3 separate regions of the Mus musculus genome follow, and all the other regions are linked to region 2. Evidence: chromatin loops called from intact Hi-C (ENCODE). Cell type or tissue: left cerebral cortex. All regions are shown on one strand.

Evidence for each region. Peaks named below come from ENCODE experiments on the same cell type or tissue, not always from the same donor. Only the 100,000 strongest peaks of a DNase experiment are listed, where the experiment ranks them.
Region 1: it touches region 2 in a loop (2.3-fold over the local background); 17 of 42 quality-filtered maps call a loop at or near these places.
Region 3: it touches region 2 in a loop (3-fold over the local background); 22 of 42 quality-filtered maps call a loop at or near these places.

The regions. Positions count from the first base shown.
Region 1 is chr4:59,756,933-59,764,932 of GRCm38, reverse strand. It overlaps a transcript of E130308A19Rik not described here. Among named protein-coding and RNA genes, the nearest start is that of Inip, 23 kb to the left of the region's middle. In left cerebral cortex, CTCF peaks have their summits at 3,745 and 4,685 (motif pointing right); a DNase peak (open chromatin) is centred at 3,732.
Region 2 is chr4:59,622,268-59,630,267 of GRCm38, reverse strand. It overlaps E130308A19Rik (RIKEN cDNA E130308A19 gene), which reads right to left and starts at 4,057. Exons shown (of 4, transcript NM_001015681.2): 1 at 3,777-4,057. In left cerebral cortex, CTCF peaks have their summits at 3,911 and 4,228; DNase peaks (open chromatin) are centred at 494, 1,042, 3,516 and 4,042; H3K4me3 peaks cover 2,148 bases; H3K27ac peaks cover 1,224 bases.
Region 3 is chr4:59,776,340-59,784,339 of GRCm38, reverse strand. It overlaps Inip (INTS3 and NABP interacting protein), which reads left to right and starts at 485. Exons shown (of 5, transcript NM_001013577.1): 1 at 485-612; 2 at 2,006-2,086. The coding sequence starts at 2,062. In left cerebral cortex, a CTCF peak has its summit at 3,579 (motif pointing right); DNase peaks (open chromatin) are centred at 399, 913 and 3,570; H3K4me3 peaks cover 1,364 bases; H3K27ac peaks cover 531 bases.

The DNA.
Region 1 (8,000 bases), 130 kb before region 2:
ACAATACAGGGAAAACTGCTTCAGTTTTCATCCGTGCTGTTAACAGCACTGTTCCCAGGTCCGAGGCCTCAGCTGAAGTTACTTGCCTCTGAGGCTGGACCATCTCTAGTACAGCCTTTTGCTCTTCTGTGTTTGTTTGCTTATAATTGTTCTTGTGGGAAATGTCAAGGACATACAGAACAGAACATATACTGAATTTCACAGACCTACACCACTTTGCTTTGACAATTATATATTCAGTTTGTTTATCATCTGTGCCTTCAATTATTCTATCCTTCATTAAATATTTTAGGTGATGTCTCATATATCTAGTACAAGAGTCCTTCCTTCTCTCCCTCCCTTCCTCCCTCCCTCCCTCCCTCCCTTCCTTCCTTTCTTGAGCCATGGTCTCATATTCTCCTATCTTTTCCAGGCTGGCTTCTAACATAGTTATGCACCTGAGGATAATCTTGACATTCGGACTCCACAATCCATGTGCTGGGATTACAGGTGTGCACCAACGTACTTGGTATATGCGGTGCTAGGGATCAGACCCAGGTCTTTGGGCATGCTATGGAAGTACCCAATCAATTGTTCCATCCCCCACCCCAGTCCTGGGGGAGAGGTTTTGTTAAAAAACAAACAAACAAACAAACCAGATTTGTGTGTGTAAAATATGCATATATGCATTTTCCTAAGAAAATGTCCAGAATTTACACACACACACACACACACAAAAGAGCTGGGCAGTGGTGGTTCACGCCTTTAATCCCAGCACTTGGGGGGCAGAGGTAGGCAGATTTCTGAGTTCGAGGCCAGCCTGGTCTACAGAGTGAGTTCCAGGACAGCCAGGGTTATACAGAGAAACCCTGTCTCGAAAAACCAGAAAAAAAAAAAAAAGTTTTTAATTTTGTTTTGATTTGTGGTTCTGAGGATTGAGCCCCGGGTCTGGTGCATTCAAGGCAAGTATTCTAACAGTGAGCTACATTTTGTTTCCCCCAGGTAGTTTAAACCTAAAAAGTGATGTGAACATCTGGTGGGGTGATGTACCTGTGTATATGGGGCTCCTCAAAGGCTGGCAGAGCCAGGTTCCCTGGAGCTGGAGTGGTGGACTTTTGGGAGCCACCCATGGCAACAAGCAACAAGGTCTTCTCACTACTGAGTCCTCTCCAGCCCCAACTATTTTCTGTTCTCTTTTCTTTTTTCCTTATTATTTTAGAGACAGAAAGAAGCAGTCTTTGGGTGTCTGTGCTGTGATAAAACATCATGACCAAAAGCAACTTGGGTAGCAAAGGCTTTATTTCATCTTACAACTCCCGCCTCACAGCCCATCACTGAGGGAAGTCAGGGCAGGAACTTAGCGCAGGAAATGAGACTGGAACTGAAGCAGAAGCCATGGAAGATGCTGCTTACTGTTTGGCCTACCTACTTTCTTAATACCTCTCTCTCACTTGCCTGGGGTGGCACTACCCACCACATCAGTCATTAATTGAGATAATGTTCCCACCATATTGCCTGTAAACATGTTTGTAGGATATTTTCTTAACTGAGGTTCCCTCTTCCCAAATGTGTCTATGTTTGTGCCAAGTTGTCAAAAAGCAACCAGCACAGACCATTGAGGTAAAGTCTTCCCTGCTTCTTCCCAAAGAAAGAGCAACCATCTTGACAAGTGAGTCCCAGCCAAGCAACTTAAAGCCACTTTCATGCTTAGGAGATATCAGTTTTAAGCTTGAGTTCAGATGACTGCTGCAGTAGTAGAACTTTTAGTTACTTTTCTATTGCTGTGGTAAGACACTTTGATAGAGGCAACTCTTAGAAGGACAGGCTTCACTGGCTTATGGTTCCAGAGGGATGCGTGTCCACCATGGTGGGGGAGTGTGGCCACAAGCGGCAGGCATGTTGGCTGGAGCAGCAGTTGAGAGTTAACATCTCATCTGCAAACAGGAAGCCAAAATGGTGCACTGAGAATGCGGTGTGGCTTATAAAACTTCAAAGCCGGCTCCAAGTGACATACTTTCCACAGTAAGACCATATCTCCTAAGCCTACCTGATATCAGCAACTGGGGACCAAGTATTCAGATGCCAGAGAAAGTGAAGAACAGCTTGTTCAAATCATCGAAGGAACACTGAGAAGACAGGGTTTCTCTGTGTAGCCCTGGCTGTCCTGGAACTCACTCTGTAGACCGTGCTGGTCTTGAACTCAGAAATCCACCTGCCTCCCAAATGCTGAGATTAAAGGCACATGCCATCATTGCCCGGTAAGGATCAATAACTCTTAACAAAAGATCTTCATCTTTTTCATCATTTCATGTGCTGGCTGGTTTTATGGCAGGTCAATGTAACAAGCTAGAGTCATTTGGGAAGAAGAAACCTAACTGAGAACATGCTCCCACCAGATCATCCTTTGGGCAAGCTTGTGGTCCATTTTCTTGATTGATGTGAGAGGGCCCTGCACACTCTGCATGACACCATCCCTGGGCTCATCATCCTCTGTGTTATGAAGAAGCAGGCTGAGCAAGCCAGTAAGTAGTGTTCCTCCATGGCTGCTGCTCCAGTTCCAGCCTCTGGGTTGTTGTCTGATCTCCCTTCTGGATGTACTACAGTTGTAATTCTCCCCAAATTGCTCTTGGTCATGACATTTGCCATAGCAACAGAAACTTAAATAAGATGCCAATTTTTTAAATCTTTTTATTTTTCCCAATTATTAGATATTTACTTTATTTACATTTCAAATGTTATCCTCTTTCCCAGTTTCCCCTCCGGAAACCCCCACTCCCTTCCCCTCCCCCTGCTCACTTAACCACCCACTCCTGCTTCCTGGTCTTGGCATTCCCTTATACTGGGGCATAGAGCCTTCACAGGACCGAGGACCTCTCCTCCCATTGATGACCGACTAGGCCATCCTCTGCTACATAAGCAGCTGGAGCAATGGGTCCCTCCATGTGCACTCTTTGGTTGGCAGTTTAGTCCCTGGGAGCTCTGGGGGTACTGGTTAGTTCATATTGTTGTTCTTCCTATGGGGCTGCGAACCCCTTCAGCTCCCTGGGGACCTTCTCTGCTCCTTTATTGGGGACCTTGTGCTCAGTCCAATGGATGGCTGTGAGCATCCACTTCTGTATTTATCAGGCACTAAGATGCCAAATTCTATTCTACTGGAAATATTTATGAAATTTTGTTTCTTAGAAACAAGTTTAGCTGTTGTAATACAGACAGCAATAGATTTTCTACCGGAAGTTCTGAGGAATAAATGTCTTCAAAGTAACAAATTAAAGGTATGAACAGTGGCTGGTACGTGATTGTGAGACCATTCAGCAATTTTTTCAGAGGACCAGAGGAAGAGGCAGCTGAAATAACATGACCTCAGGAGCATCAGATGTGGGCAAGGAGCCACTCCCAATGTGCCCACATTGCGAAACACCACTTACAGGGATGTGACGGCATGCAAGTCCTCAGGCCAAGTGCTGCATATTGTGTTTGAATAACTAGGTTACTTTAAGAAAACAGACATAAAATGTACATTATTATTTTTTATTTTTTTTTTTAAATCTGGGTTAAAGAGTAAAGCTGCATATCCATGAATAAAACCAACCAACAACTTAACACACACACACGAACAAACAAAGCCCAAACATTCCAAAGTAGTAACAGATTCTACTAGACCATCAACCAGAGGGCAGGAAAACCTTCCAAGGCAGACAGGGACAAGACAGCGGCACAGCTTGCAGCTCTCGGCTCCCTGTGCACATCTGTGTGTTCCCAAGTGTGGCCACCAGGGGAGAAAAAGTTGGAACGGGTACAATAAAAATCAGTCTTCAGTGAATGAACAATAGCCAGAAAGACAGTGTGTTTAAAAACACCCAGGAGAATAAAAACATTACAAACACATTTTTGTTACAAAAAAAAAAAAAAAAAGGAAACAAAAGAAGAAACAGTCACATAGAAAACACGAAAATCTTAAGACAACAGATCACTTATGTACGGTAAAGTCAGACTCAGTCCATCACAGCTAAGCAAGAAAACCCTGGAAAGCTTATACCTGGTCTCCACCCTCAAGAGATTGCGGGTCTCTGAGGACAGGGTTTGCAGTATTCCAGAATGAAAAACTAAGCAAACACAAAGCCATCTGCGGACTCCTGGGGGTCACTGAGAGTCTAGTTGACAGCTAGGAACACACTCTGCTGCTGAAGCTGGGTGAGGAGGCTGAGGGCACCCTCACTCCTGTCCTTAAGAGTGTCCTGGGCAAGCAAATGAAAACAAGAGAACCGGTTTTAGTGCTAACACTGACACTTAGGTTCCAGAAGGAATGTGTCTTCCACGTTTCTGTCCTTATGTGCTTCCCATGCCACTAGGGCCTGGCTGGGCGTGGTGGCACATGCCCTTAGCCCCAGCCCCTGGAGGAGGCAGATGGGTGAGTGTCTGTGAGTTTGATACCAGCCCAGTCTACGTGAGTTCCAGGTCATCCAAGGCTACATAGTGAAACCTGGTATCAAACAACAAAAAAACTAGGGCCAGTACTCCTCCGCTGAGCTACACCCCCATGCTCACAACACTTGAACTTGGACAGATGTCTAGAATTCCAAGTATTATTTAGGAAAGCACCACCTTGGCCAGCTTCCTGAAATTAAAATCTAACTTATGTTTCCACTCCAGAACATACCATTTTTCCTGTTCTAATCTTCTAAACAGATGTTATGTGTACATGAATATCTGTGCACCATGGGCAAGCCTGGCGACTGTGGAAGCCAGAAGAGGGCGCTAGACACCCCGGAACTGGAGTTACAGACAGTTGTGAGCTCCTATGTGGGTGTTGGGAACTGAACCTGGATTCCCTGCAAGAGCAGTCAGTGTTTCGCCCCTGGGCCACCTCTCCAGCTTCCCATGCATTTGGTTAAAAAGAGGCATAGACCCATTCTGTAACTGTCAAATGTTGTACCTGTTGTTGCTGACTTGGGGAGAGTGGAGCAGCACATGTGATACAGCGAGCAGGCCTAGCTCTCTCAGGGATTCCAGAACAGAGAGAGAGAGAGAGAGAGAGAGAGAGAGTGTGTGTGTGTGTGTGTGTGTGTGTGTGTGTGTGATCCCTGGCTTTGGCCACTTGGAAACAATGGTCTTTTCCACAAGGATGCTTTAACTGTTGGTAGGAAAAGTCTAAAATAATTTAGATTTTATTTAAAAAGCTGTATCTGGGTTTTCTATTTCTAATTGCCATGAGTTATTTCAGTAATAAAAATTCAATACTGTAACACCATCTTTACCTTTAGACACACCTTACACAGCAGCACATTCAGGAGAGGACTCTGGGCATTTTCAGATGCATGGCTTCTATCCTCTCTCTCCTCTAGTGGATAATGACCTAATGTTTATCACTCCACAGACACTGAAATTAGACTTATTTATTTTAGATTAGGTTTTGTAAGCTGCAGGGTAGCTGGACTTTATCATAAAAAATATTTTAGATATTGAAACATAAAACTCCGAAGGTAAATCTTTCTCTTTAAAATCCTACTGGTTCTCAGCACTTGGAGCTGCAGAGGTCGGAAGCCTGACATTCCTGTTTCCTTATACACAGCTTGCTGCCTTCATTGGATGTCTGAAGGATCCCAGGGGTCTTTCACTCCCTGAGATGCTTTAGTATTTTTGCCAGAAGTGTTAGGTACTTGTTTCAATCACATTTTATTTATGTATGTGTGTGTGTGTGTGTGTGTGTGTGTGTGAAGCTGGAATACACCAAGCCTTTTTAAACATTATAAACACAGATACTCACTTGTTCAGGAAAGTTCCTGTTTCTCTGTATAGTCTTCCCATTAAAAGCAAACTCAAGCTGTTGTTTTTCATATTCAATTATCTACATTAAAAACTTTTAAGCCAAAACAGCTCATTTGTCCATCACATAATTGCTGCTTTTAAGGCTCAGTATTGTTTTTTTCTTCCCATACAGGTTTCGATCTACTACTGTTTTAACTTTCCTTAGAGCCCTTCTTTCTGATCCATTTGTTTCCATCCCATTCTGCTGCCTTTCGCTCCTAACCCTTTAAGATAATGTAGCATTACATAGAAGCAGATTATGCTCTCGCAGTTATGACAAGAATGCTCTTGGTCAGACATGGAATCGGAGGCAGGAGGACTGTGTAAGTTCAAGCCAGTGACCACATGAAATCCTGGGATGCTTTACTGATGCATCCTCCTACTGCCTCACGTTCTCCATCTCTAAACCAGTATCCTACAAGAAGTCTTAAAATGTGCCTTCCTCTGTCCAGCCATGAACTGCTAATTCTAGGAGTGCACTGGTGTCTGTATGTCCCCTCTGTTTCTAGTCAGTTGGGGGCCTTGAGCTAGATGAGGATGTAGATCGGCAAAGAGAAGGTGAGGTCTAGAATCCTCCATTCGTGGTGTAGCATCAGTACCTCTGGCTTGGGAACTTACTCTGTGTGAGGAGACATCTGGAGCGTAGGCGGGGGGTGGGGGTGGGGGTGGGGGTGCAGGCATCAAGCAGTATTCACATTTTTTTTCAGCCAGATAATGTGTATTAATGTATAAGTCCCAATCTTCCCAGCTATACTCTGGAGGAACAAGTTGACTGGTTCCCCATGCCTGATTCTGCAACCTGTCCCTGGCTGGTTAGTTTTTAAATGATTTCTTCAGACAGGATCTTAAGTAACCCAAGCTTATGTAGCCAAGGATGACAAACACCTGATCCTCCTGCCTCCCGCTCCCAACTGCTGGGGTCACAAGTGTGTGCCACTACGTCTAGCTAAGACTTCTAAAACAACCTTTTTCTAAGTTAAATGGACTTCAGTGAGCCTAAAGGAGGCAGGATTTGTTTTCCTAATTAATTGAGCGTGGGATTTGGAATCAGGAAGTGATGTTGGTTTACTTTATCCAGCTTACTAGCTCTGTAGGAATTTGGGAAGTTAAAGCAACTTATCTGAGTCTTGGTTGCTTAACAACTACCTGGGAATAATTAGACACACTCTGCAGAGCCATTGTGAAGGTTAAGGGAACTAGGCAGCCCAGGGGTGTCCTTCCCAGTGCTGACCGGTCAGACTTGGGTCTTCATTTGAAAAGTGGGTGGATGCAGTAGTAAGTCGCTCGCTCTATCAGCCTCATTCGATGAGGCTTCGGAGCTATTTTCCCTTTCAGTGGAGAGGAGGAAGCTATGTAGTCAGTATGAGTATTGATGGGGTTACTATGTGCTTACCAACAAATTAGACACTCTTTCTTTGGGGGGTGGGGTGCTCTTAAGCATTTCCATTGCTGCAGTAGCTGAGTCATGAGAAACTTGGGTTAAATGCAGCATGACTGTAATGAGCAACTTGAGGAAAATCTCCAGGACGGTAGGCACAGAGCCAGACATGCTCAGACTACCGTGGGCAACAGTCAAAACGTGGCTTAAGGATATTTCTCATTGGCCTTCTCCTGGCCTCTCAGAGAGGAGGGGTATCTAGTTCCCACCAGTCGGCTTTTCTTTATGTTTTACTTATTTATTTGAGACAAGCACTTGCTGTGTAGCTCGGGCTAGCCTTGAACTTGCAATCCCCCAACTCAGATCCCAAGAGCTGAGGTTCCAGGTGTGCACAACCACAGTTAGTTTAAATGGACTCGCTTATATAGACAAACACAAGGGACATCTTAGGAACAAGGCTGAAGCAATACAATGTTTTTCTTTTGACAAAGAATTCAATTTTTGTTGTGAAGAAGTGAAATTTCTTAAACTGGACACAAAATTGAAATTTTTACTGTGTTCTGTTCACAGCTGTCTGTGAGCAGCACCACAACAGGCTCAGCCTTAGCTTAGACTACAGCAGAGCTTGTCTAGGGCAAATCAGCCAACTTCCTTGAGGTCTTACTAGTTTGCATTTTCCATACATAAAGTAAGCTCGCCCTCACCCCCCTTAAAGAGTAATCAGTGTCTCATAAAAGATGGATACTTGAAAGGATGAGATATAACCATTTTGTTCATTTGAGTGGTAACAATATGGCCACCTTTAGCTTCAACCGACAAAATTAGCAATGTTGTCTAG
Region 2 (8,000 bases):
GGAGTTCCAGACGGGAGCAGTTAGGAAAAGAGGGAAGTCGGTCTCTGCTCTGCAGTTCTGAGGCAAAGTTCAGATAGACCAGAAGAAAAAGCGCCTAGATTATAAATACATCAGTGTATGATATGATTTTAATGTGTGTTTTAGAAGTTTGTCTAATACTTTTAAGTTTTTAAAGTTCTATTTCATGTGAAGTTGCATAATTTTTCTTTGAAATATACATGTTACTTTCTTCTAGGTATAAAAATATTTCTGATGTTCTACCTGCCCCTTTGTTCTCTGCATGATTTTGAAGTGTGTAAAATATATTTCTGAAATACACTGCTGTTGTCAGCAACAGTTTCTTCAGCTAACAGCATCTCTAGTATGAGATACCAAGATCTCCCAACTGCTTCAAGTGTAAGACTTTGCAAAACAAATGAACAGTGCTGGGGAGCTCGCCTTTCTCCAGAGAAGCCTGTTAAAATGGTGTTGGCACTGGATACAAAGTAAAATCCCCAAATTTGCATTTTCACTACTTTTGCTTTCTTGACCTTTATTTGAATTTGAGACTAAGCTTTACCAAACAACAGAATTTACACAGTCGCTAGCCAACCACAGTCCTCATTATGGAATCTATGCAGTACATTTGTTTCCTAGGAAACCGACCAGAGCACAGACAGAGTGCAATTTCAGACTAGCCAAAGAATTCTCCAATCATGCTGGTAAATAAAGTCCATAAATCAACTAATCAGAAGCAAACTCAAGAAGTATCACAGAGCAACTAAGCTCTGTGGAAACTTAAATCAGGAGGGGACGGGGCAGGGGGTGGGGTGGGAGAGAAACCTGTGGGGCTTCTTCCAGTACTATGTAGAACCCTCAAGTAAATATTATGAGCAGGTTTCTTTATAAACACAAACTGTCATAAAATAAACTGTTCCAAATAAATGGCTTCTCTCCAATCTTCAGCTTCTTTATTTGACAGTATTTAGGAGGGAAAGCTTCTTCAGAGCCAGCCTCATACATCTGGTACCAGGACATTAATCCAAGAATGAATTCTGCATGTCAGCAAGCAGCACGGGCTTGTGCTCTCAGTGCAGAATGACAAGACCTACAATGAGCAGCTCCTATCACACCTCTCACCAGGCCACAGAGAAGGGGGTGCGTGGGGGGAAGGATGGAGTGGGGGGGGGACGGTATGGGGGGGGGCTGGGGACAATACAGGCAGGACATGGACACAGTCACGACCAAAAGTCATCATAGGAAAGAACAAGTCATAGGAAAAAGACAAGATGAAAATTCACAGGTCTCTAAAGAGCAAATCTGTTACCTCACAGTTTTCTATTTTATTACACTAGTACCAAGCATAAAAGTACTGAAAAAGCCTGTAGACTTTTAAGTCTCCCAGATTTAACTGAGGACAGCTTAGTGTTGCTTAGGAAAACAACAACAACAACAACAAAAAAAAAAAACCAGCTAAATGGCAACTTCATTTTAAAGGCTAGTTGACACAAATTTTCTGCAAGGAGCATTTACTTGTTGTAAGGTTAAAAAAAATCAGGACAAAAATTAATTTATATGCCTTCAGACACCAACTGACTATATATATATATATATATATATATACACACACACACACACACACATATATAGCTACTCTGGAATGCTTCTGATTACACCATTATTAGTAATACAGAAAAAAATTAGTATTGACACACCAGTCAAAAAGAAATGAAAAGGCAAGGTATTATCTCTCAGGCAGCACAGATACAGGCACAAGGTGCCAGCACACCCTGGCACTGTTAACTTCTCCCCCACTTCACAGAGAAGCTTTGTTAGTCTTATCGCTGCCACTGACGGTCTAATAAATACATAAACAAGCAATTCAGCTTGCTAGCCTGTCTTCTTTAGTATTTCAACCAGTGCCAAAGAGCTGCAACTCTGACGCTGTTCTAGAACTCTCTGTTCCTGATAACAACAAACCCAATTCACGACTCCTCTTTAAGCTTTCTATAAGAGAGGCTGGAAAGGTTTAGGCCAGAGTGGACCAGAGCTACACACTAAGCTCTGTCCCTTTGTATAGTTTAAATCCATTTACCCAATCTAGACCGGAAGTCACAACAAAACCTGATCAACTATGGTAGAGGAAACTGCTTCTAGATATTCTAGATATCAAGTGTGTATAAATGTATATAGTCTGATAACTTATAAAAATTCGGTATACAATATCATTAATCTAATGTAACTGGGGCAAGAATCTAGGGTAAATTTTCCTCTCACAAAAAAGTCACTATTTTAAGCATATTAAATTCTTTTATGAAAAAAATAGGGTACTTGAATAAAAGTACATTGAATTGTATTTTTTCTTAAAATTTTAACAACTTAATAGAAATTTAAGGAGCTTTCATACCATAGTATTTTTCCCTTCAAATTTAGATTTTCTTTTTAAAGGAATCTTCCATTTTCTCCAAATGGCTGTTTAGTGCTCCTCAAAACTATTAAAAACAAAAACCATTTCCCGGTAACAGTCAGACTTATGTATGTCAATATGAATTCTCACAGTAGACAAAAATAAAGTTTCTAAAAGTGAGGAACAAACAGATTAACATAGTGCATAACCCAATACCTACATAGAAACGTGAGTCTGTGAAATGAATTTTATGAATGCTTAATGTACTTCATTTATTATTTGATCATTTATGAACACATAGCAACTGTTCACGAAGTAAGCCAGCTAATCAAATAAGAAAAAACAGAGCTACTACCTTCCACCTTTCAAAACACTATATCTAACGTACAACAACCCTACCCTTGGTTTGTACGCATGTAAGGAATAAATGTATCATGTAAAATAAGGAAATACCGCTGGGAAAAATCACTTCTAACATCACGTTCTCTTCATATGCTATGAAAAAAAAAAAAATCTCCTATCTTAAAACGGAAAACAAAGGTTTTAGCCTGCATGGAAAGACTATCATTGTTTTACTCTCTAATGCAAGCCCTACCATAAAAGCTGTCACTACATGACACTCCAATTAACTGTTTAGTAGGTAGACTACTCTATCGGTGATAATCCTAAGGACCACAAGAAAAAACTTTACTCCACAACTTCAAAACAATTTCTTTAAAAATATTAAAAAAAAAAAAAATCAGCCATGTTCGATTTTCTCCATTTAAGTCACTGCCTGACCTTTAACATTTTAAATTAAAGTCAGCCGTAAGAAAACCACAAACATTTTTTGTTTGTCTGTTTGTTTGTTTGTTTGTTTCATCTGATGTGTTTGTTGCTGGTCAGCTCAACCTCCTCTCTCCAGGACACTAGGTTTCTTGATCTATTTGATAACAAACCCAAATCACTGTGCGCAGCCTCAGATTGGGGGGAGCTTTTGGGAGAAAGCCCTCCTCCGTTAGAAACAATAAATAAGGGAGCAAAGCGCCGCACGTTCCTTTACACGCCCCACACGCACCTCCCGGTACCTCCGGACAACCAAGCTAGTCCGGCAGAGCCCCGAGGTGTCTCAGACTCTGCAACTAGCTAGGCAGACCGTTCCTCCTCCGTCCCGCCCTCCTGCCCAGCTCGGGGGACGCCGGCGCACCGACAGTCCCCGCCAAGACGCCGCCGGCCGCGAACCGGTGCGCGCCCCGCTCTGCGCCCGCAGACCCCTCCGCCCCTAGCGCCCTCCCGCCTCGCTGGCCCGGAGCAGACAAAAGGAAGGTTCTGAGGGTCACGGCGCGGCCGCCCACACACAAAGAGGCCCCGCGCCCGCGTGCTCCCCAGCCCCGCGCGGGCTCTCACCCACCTGCAGGTGTCTGTGCGTCTGTCCATAGGAACGCGGGCGGTGGGGCCTGCGGGAGCCCGGCGGCCCGAGCTGGACGGGGAGGGACGGCGGGACGGAGGGCGGCAGCACCACAGCCGGAGGCCCCGGGGCCGGAGTCGGTGAACCGGGAAGGGCGCCCCACGGGCTGCGCGGCGGGTGACGGCGGTGGTGCGATGAGAGGGGGGGGCGCAGGCGCCAGCCTGGCTCGGCCACCGGCGCGCGCCGCTCCGTGCGCCCCGGGCTCCGCGCGCCCGGCTTGGAGCGCGGGGGCGGGGCCGCGCGGGGCGGGGCCGGAGAGGGGCGGGGCGGGGGCTCGGACCCCAGCTTCAGCCGGCACCGGAAGCGCTCCTCAGGCGGCGGGACCTACAGGAAGTGTGTAGCGACGCCCGCGGAAGGCGCTCGACCCGCGGCGCTCGCTGCCCTGAGGGGGCGCGGGCCAAGCTCCTGTCAGCGACGCGAGCAGCCCGGAGCCGGCCGAGCTCGGCCCCCGTCGCTCCGACAGGTACAGAACCCACGCACGGTCTGTGCCACTTTCCACGCGTGTCCGCTGTCCTGGCCTCCGCGCACTTCAGCCTAAACACTTGAAGTAAGCAGAGCTTGATCGCGTTAGAGGTGTGTGACACCTCAGACAGAGTTGTGCCGGGTGGCCTGGGACCCGCAGTGTACTTACTCCATAGTGTCCTAATGTCCCACCGCATCGCATCCACACACACATCTAATAAACTGGAGTTCCCAGGGAAAAAAATAAAGAATAGTGCAAGGTGTTAAAGATTCTACACGCCTTAATAATTTATTTATTGCCTACCCATCAAACTTAATACCCTCATGACCTTAGGAAACTCTTTAATATGTCTTTTTTAGCAGTGGCTAAAAAAGTGGTTAAGAGCACTGGCTGCTCTTCCAGAACACCAAGTTGATTCCCGGCAGTATCTCACAACAGTCTGGAGTTCAGTCCCCGCGGTACGACAGAGCGGTGCAGACGTACATGCTGGCAAAACGACCACTAATAATAATAGTAGTAGTAATAGTAAAAAGAAGGAAGAAATGTATTGTCAGCTGACCTCTAGCTTCCACTGATTCAAAAGCTACAAATCTCATCAGTACCTGAAACTTGTAAATTTGGCCCACTTTGCTGTAATCCACCAACCTGCAGGCCTTGCCATTTGGTAATTGCCTTGATTTTATGACTTCCTTTTTTCTGTAAATAATAATAATAATAATAATAAAAGCTAATGTAACTACTTCCACAGTGGAGCATGTCTTCCAGGGTAATCTGAATCCATGTTGCTGGCCATCATTTGTATTTGGCTCAAGAGTAGACTCACTGAGCTCAGAGCTGTACTTTGGCATCTACACATTCATCCCACCCCAGGAGTGGGGCCGTTGTAACAGCTAAAACTCTCAGAGGTGCTCTGATACACAAGGCACTAAAAGCTACCTACACAGCATGGCACCACTGAGACAAGGCTGTGTGTTTAAAAACCCCTTTCATAGCACCTCCCAGATATGTCTGTGCCAAGCACTTAGTAAGTTGTTAATTCAGTTAGTCCTAGGAACGCTACAAAACTGGTGCTACTAACATTACTATTCTATAGAAAATTTGATACAAAATGTAATTTTTTTTATGTGTGTGGGGGTTGTTCTGCTTGCATGGATATCTCTGTGCCAGAGATGCCCTCGGTGCCTTCCCAGGCCAGTAGAGGGTGTCAAATGTCCTGGAACTGTAATTCCAGATGGGTGTGAGCTCCCTCCCGGGTGTTGGGAATCAAACCCAGGTCCTCTGGAAGAGCAACTACTGAGCCATCTCTCCAGCCTCACATTTTCAGGTACCTACTGAGAAGTGATATTGCAGTTCATAAGATGGTTGTAGTTTTAGTTTTCAGAAACTGAGGCTTAGAGAAACTAAGAAATCTTGAGAACATAGTTTGTTATTGGAGCTCAGAGTCATCCACTGCTTCCAGGCTCCCTTTTCTCCTCACAGCACTGAGCCCTTTCCAAACCATGTCTAATGGTAGAAAGTCAGACTTAGAAATAACCTGATTAGCCTTAGGTACTATCCACATCTTGGTCTTACCCCTCCTGTGATAAGAAATCTCAATCATTCCTAGGTGAGAAATGAGAATGTGACAGATTGTAAATATAATTAGGCAGTGGTGACACACTTTTAACCCGGGCACTTGAGAGGCAGAGGCTAGCTACTGAGTTCCAGGATACCCAGGGCTACACAGAGAAACCCTGTTTCAAAAAAAACATTAAAAAATAAAAAGATTTAATATATTTAACATAACTATATACTAAAAGTGATTAAGAAACTAAATTTTATATTCTACTTTTGCCACAATTAACTGTATGTATTTGCTATTAAAAATGGTCATTCTATATACCAGTTTGTCGAACTTGTAGATTCCTTATCTGCAAAACAAGCAACAAGAAACCAAGCAATGAAAAGAAACTGCTACTGAAAACATTGTAAAACAGATATCTTTAGCTGTCTCATGGTGCTGGATAGTTTTATGTCAACTTCACACAAGCTGGGGTTGTCTAAGAGGAGGTAGCCTCAATTGAGATAATGCTTCCATAAGACCTGGCTGTAGGCAAGCTTGTAAGAAATGTTCTTAATTAGTGATTGATGTGGGAAGGTCCTGCCTACTATGGTGGTACCATCCCTGCTCTGGTGGTCCCAGGTTCTGGAGGAAAGCAGGCTGAACAAGCCACGGGGAGCAAGCCAGAAAGTATCACTCCTCCATGACATCTGCATCAGCTCCTGCCTCCGGATTCCTGCCCTGTGTGAGTTCCTGTCCTGACTTCCTTTAATAATAAACTGTGATGTGGAAATATAAGCCAAATTTAAGTGCCTTACTCCCCATCTTGCTTTTGGTGTTTCATCACAGCAGTAGTAACTCTAAATAAGACACTACTGGAAAGAGTTATTAAATAGAAAGGTGGTCCTGGTTAAACACCTCAGTGCCTCAACTGAGGCTGTTGATGAACCAGATTGTCTTGAGCAAAATCAGATTAAATTGGTTCCACCAGGGCCTACAACTAAGCCTTGAACTACTTCCATCCCTGGCTGGTGAAGTTCCAATATTCTGTCTGCGAAAAATAAATCTTTGGTGGAGGAGCTTTTAAAAATAAAATTTAATACGTAGTATCTGGCATCACATATGATAAGAAAAAAAATCCAAAATGAAAAAGACGACAGTCCAAACATATAAATATGTCCCAGATGTCCTGGTCAATAGACCCTTAGAATAGCTGTGATTAATATGATCAAGTCATACATGACAGAATGGAGGATTTTAGTATACATTAGGATTTTAAAATAACCAAATAGAGCCCACTGGGGACATATAAACCAAGACCACAATAGGGTAGTTTGAATATGCTTGGCCCAAAGAGAGGCACTATTTGAAGATGTGGCCTTGTTGGGGTAGGTTTGTCACTGTGGGTTTTAATACCTTAGTCCTAGCTGCCTGGAAGCCAGTCTTCTCTTAGCAACCTTCAGCTGAAGATGTAGAACTCTCAGATCCTCCTGTTCCATGCCTGCCAGGGCTGCTATGTCCCTACCTTGATGATGATGGACTGAACCTCTGAACCTGTAAGCCAGCCCCAATTAAATGTTATCCTTATAAGAGTTACCATGATCATGGTGTCTATTCACAGTGATAAAACCCTAACTAAGACAAAAGTTGGTACCAGGAGTGGGGTAGTGCTCTTATAGGCCTGATTATGCCTTTGTTTGGCAGAATGTGGATTTGGGAACTTTGAATTTGGAAAGCAGTGGAATCCTTTAAGTGGGGCTTAACAGGCTATCCTAGTAGGAATATGGAAGACTTTGTTGCTGAGAGTGATTTAAACTGGGCAGACAAGGCAATGAAGTTTCAGTGAAGAATTTCAGTATGTGGAATAGAGACTGTTTTTCTAGTATTTTGGCGAAGAATGTGACTGCTTTCTGCCATTGGCCAAAGAGTCTGCCTGAGACTAAGGTGAAGAGATTTAGATTAACTACTTTGAAAAAGGAAGCCTCAAAACAGCTTGTTATAAATTCTGTCACAAGATTACTAAAGTTCACTCTTATGAAGAACATTTTAATGAAAAGGAGCAAGCTGAGAAAGGAAAAATACATATGGTTTAAGTATTAAAGGGACACTAGGAAGTAGAAAGGAGCTGACTCCTATGTTCTAGAAGATAACAGATTAAGGGAGT
Region 3 (8,000 bases), 150 kb before region 2:
TATGCACACTAGTGAAAACTTGTACCTATTTAGTGCTCACCTTGTGTATAATTATTGACTCAGACGGTAAACAACAAAAATATTCCTGGGATGGTTGTTAAAACCTGAAAGTGTGCTCAACCTCCCTCTGAAGCTCTACTGAAGTGGATTAACATCAGGGTTAAATAAATCCTGACAGACAGACAGACAGACAGACAGACAGACAGACAGACAGACAGCTAATCTCCTGCAAACCTGAAGGGGAAAAAAAAAGAATCAATTTAGGTGCTAGGGACCCTGCTCTATTCCTGCCAATCAGCGTTTGGCTCCGCCCCCAATTGTACGGCCTGCATCTCCCGTGAGCCTCTTCGACTGTCATTCTTCGGAAGGGAAACCCTTTCCGGCCGAAGAAACGCTTAAACTACGAATCACTTGGGGTAGCGTCCGTTGCGTCCAGTCGATAGGCGGGACTTCCGCTTCCAGGGGGCCCGTCAGTCAGGAGGCGGAAGTTGGTGCCGGCGGGAAGGTTGTAGCGCGGTGCATTGCTGCACTCTCGCCGGGTTCTGCGTGGGCGCGCCCCCCTGCACGGCTGCGACCGGACAGCGAGCTTTCTCCAGGCTCCTCGCATTCCGGGTAAGTAAAAAGGACTGGTGACGCCAAGAGAAGGGTGGCCCGAACGCTGGCCACGGGGCAGCGGCCTCGCGCGGCATAGTGTGCGAGGGTTTCTCACTTCCCGTTGGGTTTCGCCCACCCCGCGCGCGGGCGGGGACTCCTGGGTCACCCTGACCCTTTCTCAGGGTGGCCTTGATAGCCTTCGGTACGAGCTCGGCTTCGCCCATGCCGTGCTCCAGCCCCAGCCGTGGGAGACGCGAGTCCTTTCCACCCGGCATCTGCTTAGAGCTCGTGTCTTCGCTCAACAATAGTTCTCTACTTCCGCAATCCCGTTCGCGCCTTGTTTTGTTTTGAGTCAGGGTCGGGCTGTGTAGCCCTGGTTGGCCGGGTACTCGGGGTTCTTCTGCCTCATCTTCCAGAGGGCTGGAATTACCGCTATGCGCGGTCACGTTTTTAAAGAGCACATTTGTTAAATTAGTTTTCCTTCCCCCGCCCCCTCCATCCCCAATCCCGTGTGATTACTTGAATGAAACTCAAGGGTCGAGGAGTTTGTCTTGTGATTCCGGCGTGGCCAAATGCAAAACTTTTATTTCTAAACTTAGAGATGAGCAGGCTTGGGGTTGGAGAGGTGGCTCAGCCGGTAAGAGCACTTGCCCAAGCATTAGGGTCTGTGTTGGAATCTCCCGGCATCCATGGCCGAAGACAGACACCTGCACCCCAGAGCTGAGGGAAGGCAGAGACGGAGGATCGGTGAGGGTGGCAGCCTAGCTCCGGGCTCAGTGAGAGACCCTGTTTTCAAGGGAAGAAGGTAGAGAGTGATAGCACAAGGCATCTGATGCCTTTTCCTGCCCTGCTCACACATGCACCACACACACAAAGGAACCAGGAGTCCAGGTTTCCTTACTAGTTTTGTGACTGTTGGCCTCCACGTACATAAAAATGCTCATTAAAAAACATTTTTGGGGACACATCTTACACAATATATGGCGCAGAGTAGATACTTGTTAGGTTGGTTGGTTCTTTCTTTCCTTCTTTCTTTCACCAGCACAGCAAATGCTGGAATTTGTTTTTTAAATGAACGGAGAGTGCTTTTTATAGAATTTTATTTTTCTTCCTAGCACTGATTATGTGGATACTTTACAAAAGGTTGATATATTTGGTAAATACATCTTGATGATGTAAATTAAAAGTTATGCTAAATGTTGGTATTAACAACTTAAGTCCTAGAAAAAAAAAATGTTCATTTAATGAAGTGCATGAGGAATTTGCAGAGCTAAATTTCTGATTTAAGTCTGTGTTTTTTACGTGTATCTTTCTTAAGAGACTAAGAAACCAAACTCAGCCTAGCTGTTCTTTTTTGAGTCTGTAATTTAAGGCCAGTGCATTTTATGTGTGCACAAAAATTTTTTTACAGATGATTGTAAAGTCCTGATCAGTGGCCACTGAATATAATTGACCCAGAATAGGAAGATGGCAGCAAATCCTTCAGGACAAGGTAATGCATGCTGGGACTTCTGTTATTACTAGGAACGTTCTCCCATACAGTAAATATATTTGAGGTAGAGAAAATTTAGTATAGAGCAGTTACTGCATCCAGAATTATGAATAGCAAAGTGGAATCTCCCAATTTAAAATCAGTTTAGCACTGTATTAGCAACATATTTTTTAACATTACTAATTCTTTACTTTAACCTGTCAAGATTAGTGATTCACATCGTAAACTTTTTTCCTTCTATTTACTTTTGTATAGCGTGCATCTGTGTATCTGCATGTTTGCATGTGTATGGGTGCATGTGTGTGTAGGGGTGGGCGTGCATGTGGAGACTAGAGGTTAACATCGAGGATCATCTTCCAGCACTTTGCACCTAATTCATTGAGGCAGGGTCTCTCAGTCAAATCCAGGGCTTGCCCATTGGCTACTCTCGCTAGCCAGCTTTCTCTACCGTTCCCCTCTCTGCCTTCCAAGGCTGAAATTATGCTACATATATGTGGGTTCTCGGGATCTAAACCCTGGTCCTCATGATTTTTGGGAACAAGTGCTTAACCACTGAACCACCTCCCCAGCCCACATCATAAACTGTATCCTCTGGCATCTGTTTTCTTGCTTTTAAAACCGTTGTCAGATAATAACCATGCCTTTATCTTCATTGCTATAAAAGTTTCAGTCATTTCACCTGTTACGTTTTTAATCAAATCAGGTTAGGTACAAGTTGCTGTTAAGGAAATTTTTAAAAAATGTTTTGTTGAAATAAAAATGTATTCACGTGTTTTTAGCTTTCTGAGGGCTATGTCTTGGACTTGTGTCAACCTCTTAATTGCTTAGGCTTACAAGTATGGCCAGATTCTTTTTTTTTTTTTTTTTTTTTTTTTTTTTGAGACAAGGTATGTAGTCTTGGCTGCCTGGAACACACTATGTAGACTAGGCTGGCCTCCAACATAGAGCTCTGCCTGCCTCCCTAGTGCTGGAATCAAAAGCATGTGCCACCACACCTGGTAAAGGTATTAGCTATCATTTTGTAAGTATTTTTATGCCAATAATTGAAACAGGTCTCTTTCCACATCAGGCCCGAACCATTTGACTTTTAGGTATGTTTGATTCATCATCTCAGGTAAAGGTTGTATTTATGGTCTCTTAACTTCTTTTGAAAGGTTCAGATTAAAGTAATTTGTATTTGATCCTCAGTACCCCCCAACCTCTGCCCAAACTGAACCACAATGAAAACTATGAGAAATCCATTTAGGAAAGAAAAAAAAAATACTAAAAAAAGCCACACAATAAAAACATATAAATTATCTCATTCTAACTTTTCTCTCTGCAATTACAGTAGGAACAACCCCTGTTAGTGTAGCTTTTTGTTGGCTCATAGTCAGATCTACTATGAAGCATCCAAAACCTAAAGAGTAACTAGTTGGTTAAGTCATTTGACTTTCATTGCCGTTAGGAATTCTGTTGGTATCACCATGGAGCTGCTGCTATTGGACACCAGCAGGGGGAGTCTATATCATGTTCTATAGACTTGAAGATTTTCAGTGAAAAGTTTAAAAAATTAATATTCATTGATGCTCAAAAGTTTTTTAAAAATTAATACTTGTTGATGTTCATTTATTTGTTTTGAGATAGGGTCTTTACTGTATAGACCTGGCTTGGCCAGGGTTTTTGTTTGGTTTTGTTCTTTTGCTTTCTTTGTTTTTGTTTTTCAAGACAGAGTTTCTCCATGTAGCTCTGGCTATCCTGGAATTCACTCTGTAGACAAGGGTGGCGTCAAATTTACAAGGATATGCCTGTCTGTGTATCCAGGGTGCTGGGACCATTGCCATCTGGCTAGCCTGGAACTCTCACACGTTTGAATGTTTTGCCTGTATTGCCTCCATGCATGCATTGCCCTTGGAGGCTAGACAATCTCCACTCCCCTAGACGTATGGGTGCTGGCAATCAAACCTCGGTCTTCTGAAATAGCAACCGCAGCTCTTGATTGCTGAGTCATCTCTGCAGCTCCTCAATAAAAATTTTAAATCTTCATTGTATTTTACCACCTTTAGTATAACATCTCTACTTCTCTGTTGTTTGTGTGCATAGAAATTAGATGGAGGTTGATTATCAAATGCCTTGGTTATCTTAAATAGTAACGGAAAGAAACATGATTTTCTTTTTTTACATTTTAAAGTATACATTTTATTTTATTTTTATTTTTATTTATTCATTTTACATACAGATTATGGCTTCCTCCCCTCCTCTTCTCCCATTTCCTCTCTTTCATATCCCCTCCCCCATATCTCCACAGAAGAGGGGAGGGAATCTTATGGATATCGACCCACCTTGGCATATCAAGCTGCAGTAAGACTAGGCACATCTCCTCCTACTGAGGCTAGACAAGGCAGCCCAATTAGTGGACAGGGTCCAACAGCAGTCAGGTAACAGTCAGAGACAGCTCCTCCTCCGGCTGTTAGGAGTCCCACATGAAGACAAAGCTGCACAACTGTTACACAGGTGCAGAAGGCCTAGGCTTGTCCCAGGCATGCATGCTCTCTGATTGGCAGTAGTTTCTAAGGGCCAAGGTTAGTTGATTTTTGTAGGTTTTCTTGTGGTTCCCCAAGCTCTCTCTAATGTTTGGCTGTAGGTCTCTGCATCTGAAGAAACATGATTTTTTTTTTAAATGAGTGTTAGTATATGCCTTATAATTCATTAATGTCTCTGGTGCAAGGGCCAAATATCCATTGTACTTACTTAATTATTGGCTTTATTGGGAGAGCCTAGAAGGTAGTTAAGCACACTGGGTAGATTTGTGAGAATAGTTAAGAACAGTGTATGTGTGGCTTGTTATATCTCAGGAACCATCTGTCCTTGGGCAAGGGCCTTACAGTTCAGAGGCAGAGTTTTATGGATCAGTAAATTAAAATTTAAAAGATAACTTTGGTTTTCACATGTGGTAGCTTTTAATTGTATTCTCAGCACTTGGGAGGTGGAGGCAGGAAGATCAAAAATGAGAGATCATCTTCAACTACTACAAAAAGAAAAGAAAAAAGAAATTGTTACATAAATAAACTGTTAGTTTTTCTTGTTTGTTTTGAGATGCCTTGCTGGGTGGCTTTAAACTGAAGGTATAAACCAGGGTGGCCTCTAGGTTGTGACAACATAGCACTGCCTTCAAGTACTGGGGTTTCAGTATTATCATTATACCCAGCTCAAGGTAACAACTATTATACTCTTTAAATTTTCATTACAGTTGAGCAACGTATAGACTTGATATTTCTTTTATTTGAAAGCATTCTGGGGTATTATGTATGTTTATAAAGCAATAATTACAAAGGCAAAGCAAAAATCCTTTCAAAAATTTTCTAAGACGAAACATTCAGTGCTGGATAGGAACTTTTTTTTGTTTGTTTGTTTTTGTTTTGTTTTTTTGAGACAGGGCTTCTCTGCGCAGTCCTGGCTGTCCTGGAACTCACTCTGTAGACCAGGCTGGTCTTGAACTGAGAAATCCACCTGCCTCTGCCTCCCAAGTGCTGGATTACAGGCGTGCGCCACCACTGCCCGGCCGAACTTATTTTTAAAAGTTAGTTGTCATATAGTGTAAACCCTCCATAAATAAAAGCACCTGGGAATTTCAAAAGCCTAATAAATAGTTGAGTAGCCTAACAGTTACTCAAGCTGTAATTCTGGGAATCTCCTCTTGTCTTTCTCCCTCTCTGTGTCTTTCTCCCTCTCCCAGTCTCTTTTTAGCTTATGGTGTCTTAGAATTCATTTCTTACTAGTAGTCCAGGTTGGCCTTGAATTCCTAGCAGTTTTCCTGTTTGAGCTCTTGGACTGGGGTTATTGGTGTGATCTATCACACCTGGGTTCTCTTTTTAATATTTTAATTGACAGTCAGGTTATCCTAAACTGGCTTTTTTTGTCTTTTAAAGTCAACTTTGTGGGTTGTTTGTTTGTTTGTTTGTTTGTTTTTAATGGTCTGATGTAGCCCTTGCTGGCCTCAAAACCTTACTATGCAGCTGAAGATGGCCTTGAACTCTTGATCTTGCTGCTTCTACCTCTGACGTTAGAGTGCCTTCAAAGTGTGAGTTGGGTCATCATACCCAGCTCTGTAGTGTGTCTTTACTGAGGAAGTCACTCTACATACTCAGTGACATCATTAGCTGCTTTGCTCTTGTCTGACCAAACAATGACTGACACCAGAGGAGAACAGTGTGGATGCCTGTTACATGCAGTACTGTTCTGTTTCCACTGTCCTTGGGACAAGCTCGCCTTCCCTGGACATTCTATTCTTGGCCCGCCTGAGGCACTTTTCACTATCTGGGAAAGAGAAGGGGGCATTCCAGTGACATGACAGTTGATGTGGATACCCTATTGTCCTAAGGGAGCATGTCATCAGGAAAAGGGTTTAGAGTTAGGATGAAGAGTTCTCTGGAAGGCTCATAAAATCATCTTTTTAGAAAGGTCAGAATGTACTGTCATAGTCAGCTATTCAAAAGGAGTCTGCTGTTACTAGCATTTGGTGGTATAACAAGAGCAGAGACGGAAACTGGGAGAGGATAAAATGCTAAAGTGGATACAGCATAGATATATTTCCCCAAACTTCTGGCCATAGCCAGGTTGCTGGTGCCTGGTTAAATTCAGAACTGCAAGTTCCAGCTATGTGTGGTTAGGCCAGTATCTATGAATGTTTTATATCCCATGCCATCCTAACCGGCCTCTCCCTCTATGGGATGTTTTCCACCTACTAGTTCTAAATTAGTGTAAAATTCTCACAGTCCGTCACATGGGTATTTAAGTGTGCTTAGGTCTTCTCTGCTTGAAAATACTCTCATTCTATAGTCCACTCTAGATCTCTAATTGTCTCCTCTCCTCAATATCCTTTGTGAGTTTTGTTGTGCTTTGCTTTGTTTTCTAGGTATCATCAGCTGTAGACACCTAAGGACATAAGAGTGCTCGGGATTATAAAGCTTGAGAATGGCCTGTAGGGGGAGAATATATATGCCTTTTGATTCTGGTCTCTTGCTGCTGTGGGGCACACATCCCTTGTTAGCAGATCATGAGATAGGTTTGCAGAGAGATGCTAGAGATCTGAGGATTTAGAGTAGAGTCCTTCACTGTTGACATATTGGCATTTAATTTGGATTTGTTTTGATTTGTTTTGAGACAGGGTTTCTCTGTGTAGCCCTGAATATCCTTAAACTCACTCTGTATAGCAGGCTGGCCTTGAACTTAGATCCGCCTGTTTCTGCCTCCTGAGTGCTGGGATCAGAGGCTTGAACCACCACTGCCCAGCTACTTCAGGACTCTTTGCAACATGTGCTGAGATCTTATCTAAGTTTGAAGCTTAGAATCAAGTCAAATGCTAAGTATTTGATAAAAGGAGATGTCTCTATTCCATAAGTTGTGCTCTACTTCTTAGGATTCCTTTCTGGTCTGGTCACTTGCAGTTCTTTAGTTGTTTCTTGAGAAAAAAAAAAAAGTATCATTTCTGAATGAAAGTAGCTGAGAATTTGATCTGACTATACATAATAATTTTTTTCATAAAACAGTTTACAGACCTGTAGATTTGGCTGTGCAATATGTTGAGCTACCAGATTTTGTCCAAAATAAATGCTATAACCCATACCTTGGTGACCAAAATTATTTAGATTAGAATCTTGGTGCTGGGATTATAGTTAGTGGTAGAATGCTTGCCTGGTATATCCAAGGCCAAAGTCCTCAGTCATTTTTATTTTGCTTACGTGCCCAGCTACTGTGTTCTTTGCGGGGGGCGGGGGACTGTTTTTATTTTGTGTGTGTGTGTGTATATTTTTTTTAAATGTATGGGTGTTTTGCTTACATGTATGTCTGTGCACGATAAGCATGTCTGGTGCCTACAGAGGCTAGAAGATGGCATCAGATGCCCTGGGACTGTAGTAAGTGTTGTGAGCTGCCA